Linked DNA regions of Homo sapiens: region 2 is linked to region 1. A link is a contact called in ENCODE Hi-C or POLR2A ChIA-PET data. All regions are on one chromosome and are shown on one strand. Each heading gives the region's core, a stretch centred on a gene start or an enhancer-like site at or near the end of the contact. The rest is flanking DNA. Distances are from core to core; before and after follow the strand shown. Region 1 holds the start of PCDH1 (protocadherin 1). Region 2 holds the start of PCDHGB7 (protocadherin gamma subfamily B, 7).

The links. Hi-C counts contacts between places; a loop is a spot of excess contacts on that map. ChIA-PET counts read pairs that join two places held with the same protein, here RNA polymerase II (POLR2A). Pooled maps may share reads with other maps.
Region 2: a loop to region 1 is called in a map of naive thymus-derived CD4-positive, alpha-beta T cell, with 6 times the contacts of the local background. The contact joins the promoter of PCDHGB7 here to the promoter of PCDH1 in region 1. A Hi-C loop is called at or near these places in 1 of 168 maps with a recorded cell type or tissue (naive thymus-derived CD4-positive, alpha-beta T cell) and 7 of 50 pooled maps. POLR2A ChIA-PET finds 5 or more read pairs at or near these places in 1 of 52 experiments (B cell).

What each region holds. Positions count from the first base shown.
Region 1 is chr5:141,873,507-141,879,991 of GRCh38, reverse strand. It overlaps PCDH1 (protocadherin 1), which reads left to right and starts at 1,582. Exons shown (of 5, transcript NM_032420.5): 1 at 1,582-1,769. The coding sequence starts at 1,730. RefSeq lists enhancers at 1,584-2,333, 2,600-3,284, 6,387-6,485.
Region 2 is chr5:141,415,453-141,419,670 of GRCh38, reverse strand. PCDHGB7 (protocadherin gamma subfamily B, 7) reads right to left here and starts at 1,994. Exons shown (of 4, transcript NM_018927.4): 1 at 1-1,994. The coding sequence starts at 1,811. All of the region lies in intron 1 of PCDHGA1 (protocadherin gamma subfamily A, 1), which reads right to left. All of the region lies in intron 1 of PCDHGA2 (protocadherin gamma subfamily A, 2), which reads right to left. All of the region lies in intron 1 of PCDHGA3 (protocadherin gamma subfamily A, 3), which reads right to left. It also overlaps PCDHGB1, PCDHGA4, PCDHGB2, PCDHGA5, PCDHGB3 and PCDHGA6, and 8 more genes.

The DNA.
Region 1 (6,485 bases), core at 333-2,832:
CTTCTCTCTGGGCCACTGATTCCCTCCTCGGAGCTGTGCTCAATGATGTGGAGAGTATGAGCTTTCTAGAGACAGAAAGAAGCTACTTACAGAACAGACCCACCCCCCTCTTTCACCAGATTACCCCATCTCCCATCTAGAGCCCTGCCCCTGGGCTCCTGGGGCTGAGGGATAGAGCAGAGCCCAGGTCAGAAAAGGAGTCCAGTTAAGCAGGGCTGCTCTGGGAGAGATCTTGGACAGACTTTGCTTGCCCTCTTAGCTAACCAGAGATTCCACTTTTACCCTGAAGAGCATCCCACCGAGAGAGGCCAGAGCTGAGAAGAGAAGGAAGTAGAAGAAAGAGGAAAGGCACAGAAGAGTGGTAGGAACAGGAAAATGGGGAAGGACAGAGATGGGGAGTCAGAGGCTATGGCAAAAAGAGGCCCAACAACTGGTCATCCCATAACAAGAGCCTTTCCTCACCCAGCACTAGGCCTGGCTAGGGATAACCTTCCTCATTCTTTTGACCTAGAACACTCTGCCTGGGCCTGCAGGCGAAGAAGGCAGGAGGTCCTGTTGAACTGGGACACTTGGTAGCCTGGGTTACCAAACCGCAAGCGCAGGAGAGGGAGTTCCCAAGCTACTCAGAGACCTCTAGATGGCGCCAGAGAGCCAGAGCTGAATGGGAGAAACCGAGTATTGGAGTGTGTGAGACACTGCGTGTGACACCGTGTGTGATTTGGTGTGAGTGTGATAGGGAGCGTGTGGCACTGCGAGGGCGTGTGACACAGGCCGTGACACTGCGCGGCCTCGCGGGGCAGGGACCCGGTGACTGTATAATGTAAGTCACTGGCAAATACGTGTGGCCGCAGCACTACGCCGTGCAGAGGGCAGGTGATCAGGGGACCCTCGAATAGCCTAAGCTCAGGAGCAGCACTTCGTCTTCACGCTTGTGTATCTTCCCCATCCTCACTCTAGAGCCCCCGGGTCCCATTAGCCTCCTCCTCCCACGGTCCCCTCCATAGCCCCACCCCCACGGCTTGCTGCGGCCACCGAGGCTGACCGCTCTGCGGCTTCGGCCGGAGGGGGAGGGGTGGACTTTCCCCGAGCGCAGCGGGAAGGGAGGGCCACACAGGGCGATCGGGGATCTGGGCGGGAAGAGGGTGGATATGGAGGAGCAGGTGCCCAGGGAAGAAGGCGCTGTGGGAGACACTTCCCTTGCCTCGACTTCCCAGGGGGCAGACAGAGCTGGGGACAGGTGTTTGAGTAGGGTAAGGAGGGGAATCCAGGAGCGGTCCTAGATGGAGGCTTGGGTGGGATAAGTGTAAGGTGAAGCTCAGAGGAGGGCACGGCCTGTGTACTGGGCCTCGGGCAGTGAAGAGATGGCAGAGGGAGGGGTCCAGGCTTTGGGGAGCGGTGCTCGGGGTCCCCTCCCAGCCGGACCGGAGCGGTCCCGAGCTCCACCTCCCGGCCGGAGGGGGGGCGGGGAGGCGGGCGGGCCGGGAGGGAGGGGGGAGGGAGGGGGCGGGCCGGGCTGTGCGCTCCGCTCTCTGCTGGCTCCGCCGCCGCCGCCGCCGCCGCCGCCGCCGCCGCCGCCGCCTCACACACTCGGGGAGCGGGAGCGCGGCGCGGACGCAAAGCCGCCGGGCTGCTGCGCCCAGAGCCAGCCGGAGCCGGAGCCGGAGCCCGAACTGCAGCTCCAGCCCCAGCCGTGCGGAGCCGCAGCCCAGGCCGGGGCCGGCGGCGGCTCATGGACAGCGGGGCGGGCGGCCGGCGCTGCCCGGAGGCGGGTAAGGATCCGGCGGCGGTGGAGGCAGCAGCGGCTTGGGGCCCGAAGCGGTCATGGCCGGCGGGAGCTGAGGGAGGGGCGCTCGGCGGAGCGAGGCCGCGGGGGCCCAACACGAGCTCGGCGCGAGGGGGCTGAGGTGGGGGCTGCTGGGAGCCCATAGCAGGGGATGCGGCTGAGGGATTCCGTCCTCCCAGGTCCGCGGCGAGAAGCCGAGGGAGGGGAGGGGGTGCTGAGCAGAACCCTAGTCCCCGCGTCCCAAACCTGGGCGCGCTCGGAGAGACGGGGATAAGGAGACTCCAGGAGCGCGCGGCGTGGAGGATGGGTTTGGGGAAGCGCGCGGCCCCCAGTTTGGTGGGGGTCTCCCGGAGGACGGAGCAAGCAAGGACCGTTGTCCACAACACATACATACACACTTGTTGGGCAACTACCTCGGCTCACTCAGCCGCTTCCAGCTTCTCGCGGGCACCCAGAGGGCCAGACCGTGGACATATATACACACATACATACATCCCTGCATATGTGCACACAGACATACCTCCCGCACACCAGCGCCCACTGGGGCACCGTCGCCAGCTCAGAATCCGCTTCAGTGTCTGCACGATCAGCAGCACCGACACACAACCCGTGGCTTTACAGAGCAATAACACAACCGGGTGTGACACCCCGCGACGTGGACACACAAACACAATCTCGTGCCCTCATGTACGAGTGTCACAGCCACAGTTCACTAGATGAACCCTCAAAACCTAGCCACCCCCCACATTCCTTTAAGGAACACACCCTAGCATATATCATCTTACCCACTTCTTGGCCAGAACATAGGTACACAGCACAGGTCTCCTTGCACCCCTCTACTGCACCCACACAAACACACAACCCAGTATCTCAGCACACGCTTGATGGCACACACTCTAACACAGGAATTGGCACCTACAGCAGCGCCTCACGGTCACAAACACAGAATCCACTGCTTCACCCATCTTAACACTGGGTGTCACACACACCTTAAACCAACAGTGTCACATTACATTACACCCTGCAGCGCATACACACAAACACACACACTCCGTTCCTCTCTCTCGGAGTCCAGATTCAGGCAGGAGAAGCCGCCGGGGTCGTTCGGCGAGCCCCAAGCGCCCCGCCACGTTAATCGCGACATTATTATTGTAAATATCGGCACAGCGGGAAGGCTGGGCCGGCCTGCCGGCTTCCCAGTCGGCGCCTCCCCAACCCCCACTCCCGGGCCGAACCGGCTGGTGTTCCGGGAACAAGCTGGACCTGGCTGGCCAAGCCATCCCGCCTCCCCGGAGCTCTGGGGCCCCAGGTTCCTTTGTAGAGGGTGCTAGCCTGGGACGGTGATTGCGACCCTCTTCCAGCCATTTAGCTGAGTTTTCTGAGCCACCTGGGTCTCCAGCACACCTGGGTCCCACACACCTTGGTGGGTCCCGCACACCTGGGTTCGTCTCACACCTGAGCGCCCCCTCCGCCTGGTCCCCGCTGTAGGCCAGTGTGTGCGCGGGCAGGCCCTGGAGCCAGAACGGAGATCGCGGCAGGCATAGGAGCAGAATTTGTAGGCGAGGTGGTCTCGCACCCCTTCCCCCCAGCTACCCTCTGTAAGTCAGAATTCTGGCCTCAGTTTCCCCAACAGTGGTCGGCTACTATTTCTTCTGCCAGGAAAGACTGGGGGCGGCACTGAGGCCTTGGAGGATTGAGCGTAGGGCAAAAAACCCCCTCTGCTCGCCACGAGAGGGTCGGTTTTATGAGAATGTCCCCGCCTAGCCGGGTTCGCGGCTTTGTGATTCCGGCGCCGGCTCCCTCCCCGCCCCCTCCTGGCGCCCGCTGCGCCGCTCGCGCCGGCTCCGGCTTGCGGGGGACCCTAGGCCGAGGCCGGAGATGCCGGGGAGGAGGGATTCCCCGCGGTGGCCTGGGTGCGGGGGGCGCAAGGGCTCCCCCCACTAGCCGAAGCGCGTTCTCACCACGCCGCGCCCTAGCCTTGCCTTGGGTTCCTGGAGGCTGGGCGCTGCCGGGGTGGGGGTGGGGCCGCCAGAGCCCAAGAAACTGCCGCCGTCCCCCCCGCCACCCCCTAATCTCCGCAACACACACACACACTCGGCGTCCTCTGGGAGGAGTCGCTCCGCGCGCTGGGTGTGTGCTGGGAGCGCCCGCTGACCAAGGCGGTGCGGACTGGGGCTGCTTGGGTCGCTTCGTGCAGGAAGACGCCGCGAGGCTTCTAGCACCTGCTCTGGGTCAACCCTCGGGAGCTGCCAGGGAAGGGGCCGCCCAGAAAGTTTTTATGACAAGCCGGAGGTCTAGCTGTGTTTGTAGGGGGTGGGGGGCGCGGGAGTAGGTGGGTGTTACTTTATTGACGTTAAGGTCTGGGGGAATTGGAACCTGTAATTACAACTAGACTAGGGCATGGGGTGGAATCGAGGGGAGAGGCAGACTGGCCCCCAGAGGTAGCCAGAGGCAGTGTGATAGGGAGGCAAGTCTGGATTCAGTTCTGGCCGCATTTAGTTTTTACCCCTTCTCCTACCCACCTCCAATTCCCAATTCCAAAAGGGACTTCAGCTGGAAGTGGGTGTCTTGCTGGTCTGCCATCTTCTTAGCAGAGGGGCTGCTGCTGTGGCTACTTCTGCAGGGGAGCTGGGCAAGCGATAGTAAGCTAATTGCTGAGAAGGGGGTTGAAGGGCCAGGAGGGGGCCGCGAGGGTGGGGGAGGAGCTAAGTGGGAATCAGGGTTCGGGGAGGGGTGTAGGGAAAGAAGAAGGTGAGGGCTGCCCCTGCCGTGAGCAAGGATAGTTGGTGCAGAGATTCTGTTCAACAATGTATTGAGCACCTTTTATCTGCCAGGGTCCATGGTGGGTGGTGAGGATGCAGTAGTAAGAGACATACCATCATTGCCTTCATAGGACTTACCAACCAGCGAGGGGATTGGCTTGTTTATTCATCGAACCAAGGAGCACCCACTGTGTGCCCGATGCTGGAAATAAAATGGTCTATTCAGCAATTAGAAGACTTAGAAAAAAAAATGATTTGTCCTTTACATGTAATGTAAATAGACCTTAATGTAATAGACCTTATAGGCATGAGATCTCATTTAATTCTCCCAAATAATTTCAAGAGGCAGGTTTCATTATTTCCATTTCACAGTATGGAAACAGGTTCAGAAAAGTAAATTCACTTGGTTAATGTCACACAGCTAGGAAGTGGTGGAGCGAGGGTTCTAACCCCAACGATCTGACATGCAGGTGCCCAGAAGCCCTGCAGAGGCTAATAGAGGGTTGTGGGAGAGAGGGGAGAGGAGCTGAGGTCTGCACACTTGCTCTCTGTGGGAGGCTTCTGTTCAGCTCCACCCCACGCAACCCCATTTTCTTCCCCTCTCCCCGCGACAGTCCGTTTGTCCCTTGGTGTTTTGTGCCCGCGGCAGTGACCGTTGTGTAACAGTGCTGGGGTGAGGGTGGGGAGTCAGAGCTGACCTGGCTACTGGGACAGTGGTGGCTGCCTCTGTGTGTTTTTTCTCTGGCCACAGCACTCAGCAAAATGGACCTTGGTCCCCGGGGTGGGCTGGAAGTGAAGTTTCCGGGTGAACTCTCACCTCTGTTCTCATCCCTTCCCAGATGTTGACACAGACAGTATTTCCTTCAGCTTTTCTGGGACTCCGTCCCCTCCTTATCCCTTACTCCTACACCCCTGACGGCACTTCTGCTCCTCTATCTGAGGGACATGGGTCCCTGCGCCTGTTCCCCCTCAGGCTCTGGCTTCTCAGGGTCCTGGGTGCCCATGTCACTGGGGGGAGGTAGGGCACCGTTGCCCAGGAAGGCAGCCAGGGCCCGGGGAAGGGCAGATAAGGCGCTGCATGTATCAAAGGCTGCTGTGTGGGATTAATGACTCCCAGTGCCCAACTGCTGGGGACAAAGTTCAGAGATGGTGGGAACACGGGTGAGGGAAGGCCTCCTTATTGCTGCTCCTGCCCTTCCAGGCCACCCTGGCTCTCTTCCTGCATTTCTACGGGCCCCTGGGTGAACAGCAGCAGCCTAGGAAGCCTGGGCTGGTTCATTCCTTGACCCTTAGGCCCACTGTTTCTTATTCCCTCCTTACGGGGCAAGGTTGGCAGTCCAGGAATGGTGGGGAGGCGGGTGTGACATAACAGGAATCAGATTCTAGCCTCAGATATTTCTGTTTCTTTCCCCCAGACTCTGGGATGTGAAGAGGCATTCTTGTTTCTCAAGTCCTGGTTCTTCCACATACTACTTCTGTGACTTAAGACAGTTTATTCTTTCTCAGCCCCCATTTGATCATCTGTAGTATGGGAAGGAGTGTAATAATAAATACTACCCATTTGAGAGGGTTGGGAGGAAAGAGATCATGTGTGTAAAATGCTTAGTACTGATAAAATCTTAGTGTTTGCTGAGATGATGATGATGATGAGTGATTATGATGGCAAAGGTGATGATAAAAGTTTGCAGGGGCTGGGCGCAGTGGCTCACGCCTGTAATCCCAGCACTTTGGGAGGCTGACGCAGGAGGATCACGAGGTCAGGAGATCAAGACCATCCTGGCTAACACGGTGAAACCCCGTCTCTACTAAAAATACAAAAAAAAAAAAAAAAAATTAGCTGGGCATGGTGGCGGGCGCCTGTAGTCCCAGCTACTCGGGAGGCTGAGGCAGGAGAATGGCGTGAACCTGGCAGGCGGAGCTTGCAGTGAGCCGGGATCGCG
Region 2 (4,218 bases), core at 745-3,244, 460 kb after region 1:
AGCCAGGCATTGTGCCCCGAGTCCGCGTCCACGGCCACCACCTTGGTCACCAGGTAGCCTGGCTGCGCGGCCCGCGGCACTGTGTCGAAGAGCGCGGAGCCGTCGGGACCCAGCGCAGGGTACAGCACCCGCGGTGCGTTGTCGTTACGGTCGCCCACCAACACGCGCAGGCTCACATTGGCGCTGAGCGCGGGCGAGCCCTGGTCGCGGGCCTGCAGCGTGAGCTCGAAGGTGCGCAGCTGCTCGTGGTCGAAGGCGCGCTGCGCGAACACCACCCCGCTCTGCGCGCTCACGGACACGTAGGACGACAGCGTTCGTGACTCCAGGTCGCTGGCAATGAGAGAGTAGGAGACACGGCCGTTGAGCCCGAAGTCTGGGTCAGAGGCACTGACTTGCGCTATGGAGGCACCCGGCTGGTTGTTTTCTGGCACGTGGACCAGGTAGGCTGACTGTCCGAAAACCGGCGCGTTGTCATTGACGTCAGTAATGTGCAGGGTTATGGTTTTGCTGGAGGATAACGGAGGCTTGCCCCTGTCTGTGGCTGCGATGGTGACGTTGTACTCTGGGGTCTGCTCCCGATCCAGGGCCTCATCTGTTACTAGCTTGTAGTAATTATTAGAAGAAGAATGAATCTTAAATGGAACACCTCTACTTAAGCTACACCTGACTTCCCCATTTTCCCCTGAGTCTTGGTCCCGTGTTTTGAAGAGGGCAACAACCACTCCTGGAGGGGAATCCTCCATAATCTGATCAGAGAGTGACGTGATGATTATTTCTGGGCTGTTGTCGTTTTCGTCTACAACTTCTACAATTACTTTACACCGTGTTGAGAGAGATCCTCGGTCTTTTGCTTCTATGTTTATCGTATATCTTTCTACTTCTTCAAAATCCAAAGGCTGCTGAGTTAGAATGTTTCCTGTAGTGTAATCCAGAGAGAACACGTGCTGAGCTTTGTCAGCCACACCAAAGAAGGAATAAGTGATCTCTGAGTTGATGCCCTCGTCCTGGTCAGTGGCCTTCACTCTCAGGATGGAGGTGCCTGGAGGCACGTCTTCCCGAAGGCTAACCCTGTACACGTCCTGGCTGAACACTGGGGGGTTGTCATTGGCATCTATTACCAGGATTCTTATCTGAGCAGTACCGCTTCGGGGAGGGTCCCCACCATCTAAGGCGGTCAGTACCAAGTGGTGAGCGCTCTGCGTTTCTCGGTCCAGAGTCTTCTGCAATACTAATTCTGGATATTTGCCACCATCAGGATTGTCTTTCTCCACCAATGAGAAATACTCGTTAGGACTTAGTTGGTATTTGCTCAGCGAATTCATACTAATATCAGGATCTTCTGCAGACTCAAGAATTGTTCCCATCCCCAGGCTGACGGATTCACTGATTTCTAAGTTTATTTCATCTTTCCGGAATTGAGGGGCGTGGTCATTAACATCCTCAATCACCACAATGACATGAAAAATATTTAAAGGATTTTCCACCACAGCTTCCAATTGCAACTCACATCTTCTTCTCTCTTTGCATATTTGCTCACGGTCTATTCGGTCCTTCACAAGTAAGTCCCCGCTCTGCGCGTCTACGCTGAAGTGCAGCTTCTCCGCGCTCACTCGCAGCTCGCGAGCCGACACATCCAGGACACTAAGCCCTAGATCCTTAGCGAGGTTCCCCACCACCGAGCCCTTGGCCAGCTCCTCCGGAATCGAGTAGCGGATCGGCTCACACAGCGTGGGGTAGAACAAAGGCAGCAGCAAAGGAAATAGTACCTGCCGCGGGCCGGCCCGGCGCCTCTGCGCGCAGCTCCCTCCCATCGTTCGCTCGGGTTCTCGCTGGGTCCCCGCTTTTCCAGTTGGAGAAAGTGCACTCTACCGCGCTAAAAGAGCATTCGGCCCAGGACAGGAGGAGTCCCGGGTCTCGGAGCTGGCAATCTGGTGTGCTGGGCAAGGTCTGCGCAGCCGGGAGCCTCTGTGTGGGAGCTGGTTTTCTTTTCTGTTGTTGGCTGCGCAGGGAATCCCAGGCTAGAGGCTGAGGGATCCCCGGCGTCAGCGCTTGCTCTGCACTGGCCGACGGCGGCGCCCAGAGGCTCTGTGTGGGACTGCAACTTGACTTTTCTCTACCTCTTTCAAGGAATTTTTTTTAAACTACGAGTTGACAGCCAAAATATTTTAATCTTTTTCCTCAGTGATTCCTTTTACATCAGGAAATATATTTCCACTTGGTCATAACTATCATATCTTTTTATTTACTGAATTTACATATATCTTGAATAAATGAATATTTTTTCTTCAAAATTTAAAAAGGCACAAAATAATATAGCATGAAGGTTTATAGGTCTCCTATCCCACGGCCCATTGCTATCCAATTCCTCCATCCAGAGGCAGTCATTCTTGTTCCTTTTAAGAGTAATTATCTATGAAGCTGGAAGTACTGAAGATAAGCAACAAATTTTTTTGTCTTCAATTCTAGCCTATATTCACCCAGAAAGTAATAATTCCTTATTTCATACTTAAGTACTGGAATGCAACCATTGCCCTAGTCATTACCATCATCCAGGGTGTCCTGTATTGCTTTTAAATAATTATAATCAAAATATTTTCTCACAATAGCTACAATGTCAAGAGCAGTTTTTTTTAAAAAAAAAACCTGTATTTTTCAAAATAATAGAATTATTTGAGATGAATGCACAATAATTTTGACTCTCATTAACACAAATATAAAATAATAGTTTCAATGGTTTAATAGTTAATAACTATGACCCTAAAGAGTGTGCTTTCCTTCCACAGACCTATCATTCAACAAATGTTGACTGACCTGAAAAAAATCATGGAATTATAAGGGTCTTGAGAAACTTCGGAATGCTTTTTGACTTTATACTACCACATTTAGTAGAATACTAGTAATAAAATTAAGAGATCTACCTAATACGTCACTATTTTCATTGAACTAAATGAACTCATCAGTACCTCCAATGATCCTTTGTTTATATAATTTCCCTTCGTTGCATATATTCTTTTCTTTTTTACAGCTGTGGTTGGTGTTTATATTCTGATCTGCAGAAATGGCATTTCTTTCTTGACTCTAAGTTTATTTTGCCTCTCAATTTCAGAGTTTTCAGAGTTTCAGGTGTTTGCCTCCTTATACATTAAAGAGCCACTGAAATAGCTTTGTCATATATCTCTTGCTCCTGTTCTCGGGAACATGTACAAATTTATCTGTCTTCCCAACCCATATTTACTTTCAGCCTTAGTCACTAGAAAATTTAACAAAAAAGACAAAAGCAGAATCCCAAATATTCTTAATTTCACCCTCTATAGCCTCCTCAGGATCCCTATTGAGCAATGAAAGTTAAATTAAAATGCTATATCTTCCACATAGCAGTGTGAAATTAGAGAATTGTATGCAAAAAGGATACTGCAGTGTTATCAGTTATAAATAGGGCTGGAAAAATCTAAGCATACATTGTTATAAATAAATTGTTAATTCAATATTAATGAAAAACTTAGTATATTCAACTGCAACTATCACCACAAAGTATAGATTGAAAAATATATAAAATGTAGTTTGAAAAAGGCCTATTGCCCTTCTCCTTGGGAAGAACTGCATTGAGTATTCTTGGATTTGGGTTGTGTTTCCAGAGGTGATTTCTTTCTGATACTTACCTATTCTTACCAGACCTGCCTTCAGAACAAGAGGGTTGCTTAAGGGGCTGGAGTTTCAATATGTGACCACCCAGGAGGAAATATAAATTGACAGGCACTTCTGTATGGAAGTCTGTCTTAGGAATTGTCAATATTGTACTCAACAACACTATAAACTACAAGGTTCTGCAAAGCTAATCATAACAAAGCCTTATGATATATAGGCCTTGATTGAGACTAGGTGAATTTTACCAGAAAGTAAAAAAAAAAAAAAAAAAAAAAAAAAAAAAAACCTTAATAAACATCAAATTCTACTCATCAGTGTTTTAGCATTTACACTTTCCACCATCATGCCGCAAACTTCAAAGTAAAAACCAATCTTTTTTTTTTTAACAAAAGTAAAAATGAAAATAAAACTCACTGGAACCAATGGGGTATCCTCTATAGGAAACTTCGAATCATCTAACAAAGACAAAGGATCGTTTTTCTCACAGCTCTCCTGGCTGATGAGCGTGTCCGCATAATTGGGCTGGGGGAAGATCAGGTGACTCTTTCGCGAGTCCGCGGTGAGAGAGACCTC